Regions from separate parts of the Homo sapiens genome. Here region 1 is linked to region 2. Evidence: chromatin loops called from intact Hi-C (ENCODE). Cell type or tissue: PC-3. All regions are shown on one strand. Each heading gives the region's core, and the rest is flanking DNA. Links, peaks and the distances in the headings are about the cores only.

The links. Hi-C counts contacts between places; a loop is a spot of excess contacts. Peaks named below come from ENCODE experiments on the same cell type or tissue, not always from the same donor. Only the 100,000 strongest peaks of a DNase experiment are listed, where the experiment ranks them.
Region 1: a loop joins it to region 2, with 6 times the contacts of the local background. A loop is called at or near these places in 1 of 110 quality-filtered maps.

Annotation. Positions count from the first base shown.
Region 1 is chr3:131,106,413-131,110,817 of GRCh38, reverse strand. NEK11 (NIMA related kinase 11) reads right to left here. Exons shown (of 18, transcript NM_024800.5): 5 at 897-1,015. Among named protein-coding and RNA genes, the nearest start is that of NEK11, 82 kb to the right of the region's middle. In PC-3, for the core only: no CTCF peak of the experiment used is centred there; a DNase peak (open chromatin) is centred at 2,487; H3K4me3 peaks cover 587 bases; H3K27ac peaks cover 1,560 bases.
Region 2 is chr3:131,215,305-131,219,709 of GRCh38, reverse strand. All of the region lies in intron 14 of NEK11 (NIMA related kinase 11), which reads right to left. Among named protein-coding and RNA genes, the nearest start is that of NUDT16-DT, 160 kb to the left of the region's middle. RefSeq lists an enhancer at 2,462-2,963. In PC-3, for the core only: no CTCF peak of the experiment used is centred there; DNase peaks (open chromatin) are centred at 1,389, 2,139 and 2,669; H3K4me3 peaks cover 990 bases; H3K27ac peaks cover 2,645 bases.

The DNA.
Region 1 (4,405 bases), core at 263-4,262, 110 kb after region 2:
AATCCGATTACTTTTTATGCTGTCAGAAAGTACAGATGACACATTTAAGCAACCTGACATCCACGGATAGTTAGACCTTGGTGTGCTTTATAAATTACCCCCTTTCGTTCAAGAAGAATGGTACCATGTGTTAACGCCCACTTCCAAGGTGAAAGCGACCACAGACACCTCAGAATATCCACTTCTTTTTTGTCTATGTATGTTCATCTTTTCAAACGTGTTCATATCATTTTATGGGTCTCTAAAATATTTAACTTCTAAAACTTCTTACTTTTGACCTATAAAAATTCATTAAAAGTTTTAAAATACATTTTTGAGGCAGAGATTGTAAATGTAAATCACAGATAATCAAAATAATTGACCTTCATTATGAGATACTTCATATCAAAACTGACTTTCTATCTGAATACTTATCCCTCTGAGGTGAAAGAATACATTCTGTCTCAATTACTGAGCTCTTTTGGGATGTGAACCTAGCTAAGTGTGCACTGACACATTCCAAGGCGACCACACAATTCATTTGTGGCATACTAAGGTATTTACAACTCAAGCCTGCTGTAAGATACAATAAATTCATAGGATGCCAAAGGTTTCTGAGAACTTCCTGTAATTCACAGGACATGATCAGACATAATGAAATGTGTTTAATACAAATTTCTGTCTTATATTCAAGGCCAACTTGAGTTTCAGAACAGCAACAAAAAGCTATGCAAGTAAATCCTCTAGATATAATCATTCAACAGTTTTCTCAAGGAAAAACATATTATAGATGTTTAATTTTAGCCATATACCTTTTGAACTTGTTTTCTTTCAATTATAGAAAAAAAATTCACTTTTCAAGTTCAAACATGACTGTTAAAAATATATCATGCTCCCCCAGTAGCAAATGAACATACCTCTCATGCATGTAGTCAACTCCCAGCAGCAGCTGGATAAACCATTCTATTATTTGATTTTCTGGAAAGATTTTTCCAGCTTGTTTATATTCCTGAATTTTATCGTCCAGATCTCGGCCCTGAAATGAAGAGCATAATCTTTCATATTTTTTCAGCTAATATGTTAAAATCAAGTTCACTTAACAACAGTTAATACATAGCAGTCACTGTTTATAAGAAAGTGCCATTCTGTAATTATCACTGACAAAGATTCTCTCTTTAATCAAAGTCTATCCAGGTTCCTTTGAGCACTCTTCTCAGCTCGGCCTCAACATTAACCTATAAAGACTTTAACAAACACGAATCTATTAATAGTTTCTAAAAGCCCAAGGCCACAACCCTAGGATGGTCCTACCCTCCTACCCCTTAAAGTTCCTACCTGAGAAAACTCAAGGTAGACAGAAGAATTGACAGTTTCTTCCAGCCAATGCCTGAAGATAGGGCTCTTGTCTCCCAATCTCTAAGGAAGGTTAGGAGTCTAACTTTGATGAGCACCAGATAACAAACCCACATGAGTTTACAGGGACCAACCTCCACTTCCTGATTTTTGTAATTTTTCACTTCCTTGACTCTGCTCAGGCCCCTGCTGTTCCTCTTCCCTACTCCCTTATTCTCCCTGAATACCCAGTCACTCTGCACAAATTAGAATGGAGCTTAGCTCTTTCCTCTAGTATCAGTAGTTACTTCATAAAATCTGTTTTAAATGCTTTAATGATATCACTCCAGGAAAAAACCCTTATAAGGAGAAAAGTTATCACACAAACCTTCAATCTAAATTATTTTTTATTATATTACCTATATATGCACCCACATAAAACTAGCAATAACTTTTCTTACACTTAGAGTTGTATATAATTATAGAATCTTAACATATAAAACTTAAAAAGGTCGGCCAATAAAATTCAAATCAGTGATATGAATTTAATATAAAGTGATGATTTTTGGTGAAACTAAATTGGCACTTATATTGTGCATATAGCTGCTGTAGTATAGCTTCTTTTGAGTTCAGCATGCCCAGGGTACCATGCGCATTGGGATGACTGAATTCTCCTTTCCTCTACGTAGCTATAGCAAAACCCTAAGGAATATAATAACTGTGGATCTATGTGGGGATCCAAGCACATCGTTTAAGCATTTAGTTAAGCTCTATCCTATCATTCACTGGCAATAAGTAAAATAATAATACTTATTATTAAGGCCAAAAACTAACTATGATCAAAAATGACAAACATCTAAAATAGCCTGGCAGTGTCTGACATAATGCCCTTTCTGAATATGGTTGTACTGATGTATTTCAATTGCTATAAAAATAAAAATGTCAAATGCTAAATTTTCTTAGAGAACCCTTAGACCTGATCCATTTTACTGTAAAACACCGAAAACTTAGAGATAATTTGAGAAATGTTCCTCTAAAGAAAAGGATGGATTCAATGTTAACTGTGTTTAGTCTTTGCAGGATGCAAAACACAGGCCCCATAAAGAGTGGGAGAGGTCCTTATCATATTCATGGGGAGCAAAAGTGGAAAAAATAAGCTAGTCATAGACTACTCATGACAGAGTTGTTGTTAAGATGCAAAGGAAGAACATTTATAGGCAATGAGACAATCCAAAAGAAATTACTTCTAATGAAACAATATGAGGTCAACTGATTCACTTCTAATGCACTTTTTATTTCCTTACAGTGCAATGTGCAAATATTTGCTTAGCATTTTCTCTCCTACACAGGGCCGTAACAAATCAAAAGTATAGCAAACATTCACTAGCAGCCTAGCTCAAGTACGGTTTCCTGATAGTTTTTCTGGGCCAAGGAGAGTGTTCCAAAGCTTGGTGGAATTCAAAAATATGGCGAATTGAATACTTAACTCCTTGTCTAAAAGACTATCATTTCTTTCTCATTCTTCAAACCTGCCTTTATTTCTTCTCTCTTTTTACTCCTTGAGTTTATCAGAATTCTGTTGAGCCATACAAGCTGTACTCTCATGTTTCTGTAAGTTGCAAAGAACATTTCTGACAATAGATCATTATAACATCCTGTGTAGCAGACATGAAAGTCCTTCAGATGAAAGGTGACCTGTAAACATACAGTTGACCCTTGAATAACATGGGTTTGAACTGCGTAGGTCTGCTTAATATATCAGTTTACAAGCTTATAATATCAGCTTCTAAACTGATATTTTTTCAACCAAACACATATTGGAAATACAATATTTGCAGGAATGGAAATCTGCATATATGAAGGGCTTTTGTATATATGAAGGTTCTGCAGGGCCAACTGCAGGACTTGAGTATGCGAGGATTCTGGTATATCTCATTTAGTTTCTCTGAACACGATAAAACATCTCCAGTGGCAGAAAGACTATTGCCTACATGTTGCCATCTTCTTCCTGAATACCTTCAGAAGAGGAGTGAAAGGAGAGAGAAGAGGATGAAGACAATGATAAAGAAAAAGGAAAAGAAAAATTTGCCTTAAAGAAATATCAGTGAAGCTACCTGCTAGCTTCTTTTTTTTTTATTTTATTATTATTATACTTTAAGTTTTAGGGTACATGTGCACGACGTATGTCAACCCAATGTATCGCTTTAAAAACACCAAAAATAAGCACAATTTTCTCCATGTACAAAAATTATGGTCCCAGAACCTGTGCATTTTTTTAAAATGTGTTAACCTTACTAAGGACAAGCTAGAATTACAGTGGCCACAGTGAAGTTTTAACCCAGATAAAATTGGTTACTTGTGAGGCACATTAGAGAAGAAAGGATCCAACATACCACAAAAGCAATGGGACACACTCTTTAATGGATACACAGAAGTATTAAATATCTAAGATATGAAATGAATCAAAGATTTCCTCTTTAAAAGATTCCTTAGAGAAGGCCAATGGAAAAAATCTTAAGTCTTTTCTACAAATATCAGTCAAAAGCTTTAGCCATCTGGGTGGGTAATCTTGTTCCATGGGCCAGAAAAAAATTCACTTCCAGATTAGTGAGCTTTGTGTTATTGTACTTGGCACCTGGCTAAAATTTTTAAATGAATACTACAAGATCTGTTTTTATGTTTATATTTATATATGTCAGTATGTATGTTATGAATGTGTAACATATTTCTTTTTCTTTATGGTATTGCCAAAATTAAGTTGTAAAAGAGAACTATTTAATTGGTTTAAAGAAAAATAAGTGCTTATATAAAATAGGTATTCCTTAAACCCTTAGAAACAAACCTAAAATATTTTTCAAGTTGACATAATCTTGGATAATCTTCGGTAAATAGTAGCTAATAAAAGTATATTGGCTTGATTAATGCAGGCATACCTTCAGAGTTGTCGGCATTTAGTATAATACAGATGCACAACTCTTCTCCCCTAGGTTTATTTAGTAAAATAAGTTCATGTTATCTCTATGTGACATAGCTTGTCAGCAAGAAAAATAACTTAAGGTGATGGCTAGCTATTTAATGTCTCATCTTTATGAGC
Region 2 (4,405 bases), core at 335-4,334:
TGGAGGTTGGAGATTAAGGGGCCAGCAGGGTTGGATTCCTCTGAGGCCTTTCTCCTTGGCTTCCCTCTTGCTGCTTCTTCACAAGGTCATCCTCTGTGCATGCATACCCTGGTGTCCCTGTGTCCTAATCTCTTATTCCTCTTTTTTTTTTTTGTATACTTTAAGTTTGGGGATACATGTGCAGAACATGCAGGTTTGTTCCATGGATACACACGCGTCCTGATGGTTTGCTACACCCAGGTTTGCTGCACCCATCAACCCATCATCCACATTAGGTATTTCTCCTAATGCTGTCCCTCCCCTAGTCCCCCACCCCCTGACAGACCCCAGTGTGTGATGTTCCCCTCCCTGTGTCCATGTGTTCTCATTGTTCAACTCCCACTTATGAGTGAGAACATGCAGTGTTTGGTTTTCTGTTCTTGTGTTAGTTTGCTGAGAATGATGGTTTCTAGCTTCATCCATGTCCCTGCAAAGGATGTGAACTCATCCTTTTTTATGGCTGCATAGTATTCCATGTTATATATGTGCCACATTTTCTTTATCCAGTCTATCATTTTTGGGCATTTGGGTTGTTTCCAGGTCTTTGCTATTGTGAATAGTGCTGCAATAAACATACATGTGCATGTGTCTTTACAGTAGAATGATTTATAATCCTTTGGGTATATACCCAGTAATGGGATTGCTGGGTCAAATGGTATTTCTGGTTCTAGATCCTTGAGGAATCACCACACTGTCTTCCACAATGGTTGAACTAATTTACACTCCCACCAACAGTGTAAAAGCATTCCTATTTCTCCACATCCTCTCCAGCAACCCTATCAAAAAGTGGGCAAAGGATATGAACAGACTCTTCTCAAAAGAAGACATTTATGTGACCAACAAACATATGAAAAAAAGCTCATCATCACTGGTCATTAGAGAAACGCAAATCAAAACCACAATGAGATACCGTCTCATGCCAGTTAGAATGGCGATCATTGAAAAGCCTAATCTCCTCTTCTTATGAGGACACAGTCAGATTGGCTTAGAGCCCACCCTATCAGCCTCATTTTAATTTAACCACCTCTCTAAAAGCCATGTCTTCAAATACAGTCACATTCTGAAGTACTGGGGGTTAGGGCTCCAACATATGGCTTTTAGCGGGGACTCAGTGAAGCCTATAACAGTTGCTGACAGCACACAGATACTCTATTCTCCACAGAATTGTTCTTGGATCAAAGAAGCCCTCCTTACTGAAAAGATGATGCCACATCTCTGCCCCAGGGGCAGTCCTGGCCAATGACTGAGTGACTTAAGGTAAAACCATCTTTGTGGTGTTACTCATGCCCCAGAGCTCCCTGTGTGAGCAGACTGAGGCTAGTCTCCAGCTGAGACCACATCCTTGCTCAGCTCCTTTTATCTGGACACAGCCCCCAACCCCACACCAAACTCTATATACACACACCCACATCCTTAGAGCTCTCCACAATAAGATACATGCACCAGATACCCATCTCAGGCTGTGCTTCTAAGGAACCCATCTAAAGACTTGGACATTATAATAAAAATATCTTGACTCATGGTTACAAAACAAAATATAAAGGATAAGAGATAAACATCTCTTAAAGAAAAATAGTCAGGTGCCAGCAAAGTCACATTCTTTAATATTATAACTTTAATCCTCAGACCTTCAAGAAAATAATAGAGCCCACATCTGTGGCACTGCTAAAGTGAGTCCTTTGTCAGATATCAATTACATCTCAGATGACTAAATTTTTTTCTCTCTGGAGGTTTAGTCTCCTGGCCCTCTTCAAAGTCTTCTTAAAATGCTTCATCTTGCATAATGTCCAGAACATGGTAGATGCTCCATAAAATGGCACTTATTAATTTAGTAGGTAGAAAGATTCGCTTTTATAATTGTTGTTGTGAGAATTTTTTTTAAGAAATTGTATTTAGAAAAATACCTAATAAAAGTGCAGGGAAAGAAAATGATATGATCCCTTCTGCCAGGGAACAAGAGGAGGGCTTTGGCCCTGTTCCAGAAAGGTGGAGGGAAAGAGAGTGGGAGGGGCCAGAGTGAGATGGTGGCCGATCATGTGCTCTGTAAGACGCCAAATTCACCCGAAACTTAGCATAAATGTACCATCTAGGTTTGTGGGAGTACACTCTATGATGTTTGCTCAATGACAAAATTGCCTAAGGACACATTTCTTTGAACGCATCCCCGTTTTTAAGTGATGTGTAACTGTACACATAAAGGGCCAACAGCATAGCTAGAGGAAAACACTTCCCAGGCAGAGGTCACCTGTCCTTCAGGATGACAGCTGAACTCTCCCAACAAGATAAAAACCACTCCTAAAACCCCAGCTTTCCATTCTCCCAGCAGCTTATAAGGATACCCAGTCTCTCCCTCCCCCATGCCTTCCCCGGCACTATTAAAGAAAAAAAACTGACTCTTCTGATACTTTGCTGTTTGGGAAAAGGCATTTTATCCATCTCAAAACTTCAATTCAACATATATTGTATTTTATTTTTTCCTTTTCAATTTTTAAAAGCAATCTCTCTCCCCACTGTGAACCATGAAATAGTTTATCAGAGTTATGCAGTGAGTCATCGGCTGGGCCTCGAACACTGTGTTCACGGTGTCCTAGTTCCCGGTGACAGCAGTTAAGATTGCTCATTGGAGCTCAGAAGTCATAGAGAGGGAAGGGCACACTCTGAGACCCACAATTGTTCCTTTCCCTGGTGACTCATCCCCTTTTATGATACCATGGGCCCCTGCTGGAGGTCCCAGAGAAGCTGTTACTCCACATGCCAAATGGCTGCTGCATCTCTATTTCATTACAAAGAGCCCCCTCTGCGCCCAAGGGAAGCAACTGTAATTTTCAATCACCGTAACATTTAGTGGGACTGGAGGCATGCAGCAGCATATTTGCTAAGAAATGTTTCAAACCAATGTTCAAGCCAGAGAAGAATATGGACAGCCCCCAGTGAAATAAACACACTCATATTCTGAGGGAGAAATGAACAGTCCAGGTATCTTTTAACACTCAGGTCTGCAATCATCTCCTATCTTCCATTGGCATCATGTCTTACACAGGCTGCTGCAGAAATGTTTTGAACCAATGTTCAAGCCAGAGAAGAATATGGACAGCCCCCAGTGAAATAAACACACTCATATTCTGAGGGAGAAATGAATACTCCAGGTATCTTTTAACACTCAGCTCTGCAATCATCTCCTATCTTCCATTGGCATCATGTCTTACACAGGCTGCTGCAAGCCTTGCCTAATGCACTCACCATGTGACTCTCCCCTTTCAATGAGGCCCTCGCTGCCAATAAAATTGAGTATAAAATCTTAAGTTTGGCAGGCAAGACCTTTTATCATTTGCAACCCACATTCCCAGATCTGCCTCTTCTTACCAATGAATATGGTAGATCTCATTTAAAGGTTATGTACCAAAAGACTCTGATTGGGCTGTCCTGGTCTGGGTCTAGGAAGCTTTATTTTTCTGATGCTTTCCAGATAGTTCTCATATGTACCTTCAGAATCCTGGCTTTCATAACCTGAACTCTGTATTTTTCCCTGAATTCACTCTTGCTTTCCCACTTCATCTCTTTAAAGTACCACTTCTTTTAGAATTGACCTAATATGGTAGACACTAGCCACTTGTGGCTATTTGAATTAAAATTATTAAAATTAAATAAAATGACAAATTCAGTTGCACTAGCTACTTTTCAAGTGCTCAATAGTCACCTGTGACAAAATTATAGAATATTTCCAACACTGCAGAAAATTCTACTGGACAGCACTGTTCTAGGCTGTCACCTCTCTAAATAGAGGGGCACAGCCTCCGCTTTCAGTTTGGCCAGATTTCTTTGAAGCTCTGGGATGTGAGTCACTTTACCTCTCTGATCCTCAGTTCCTCTCCTGGCCAGCACACCATCTACCATCACCAATCCCCACCTCTGCAAAGAGAAGGCAGAATCTCCTGGCCCTTGAAAGTGCTCCAGCTCTCACAGTTGTGGATGTAGCAGGGGAGAGGTAGTGTCTCCATCGCACCCCAGCCCTAAGCCTCTTCATGTAACTGAGTGCCATATCAAAGGATGTATCCAATCAAATCTTCTCATCTGTAAGATGCCCTTTTCTGCCTTCTTTTACACCATATCTACATGCACAGGTTGAATAAATGCCCAACCCCAGCCTTCTGGGCAACCCCCTTGCCCAGAGAAAGGCAAGCTCACAGACCTCCCACACCCCCATGGTAGACAATATCTTTCTTTTCTTTTTTTTTTATATATTTTTTTGTTATACTTTAAGTTCTAGGGTACATGTGCACAACGTGCAGGTCTGTTACATATGTATACGTGTGCCATGTTGGTGTGCTGCACCCATTAACTCGTCATTTACATTAGGTATATCTCC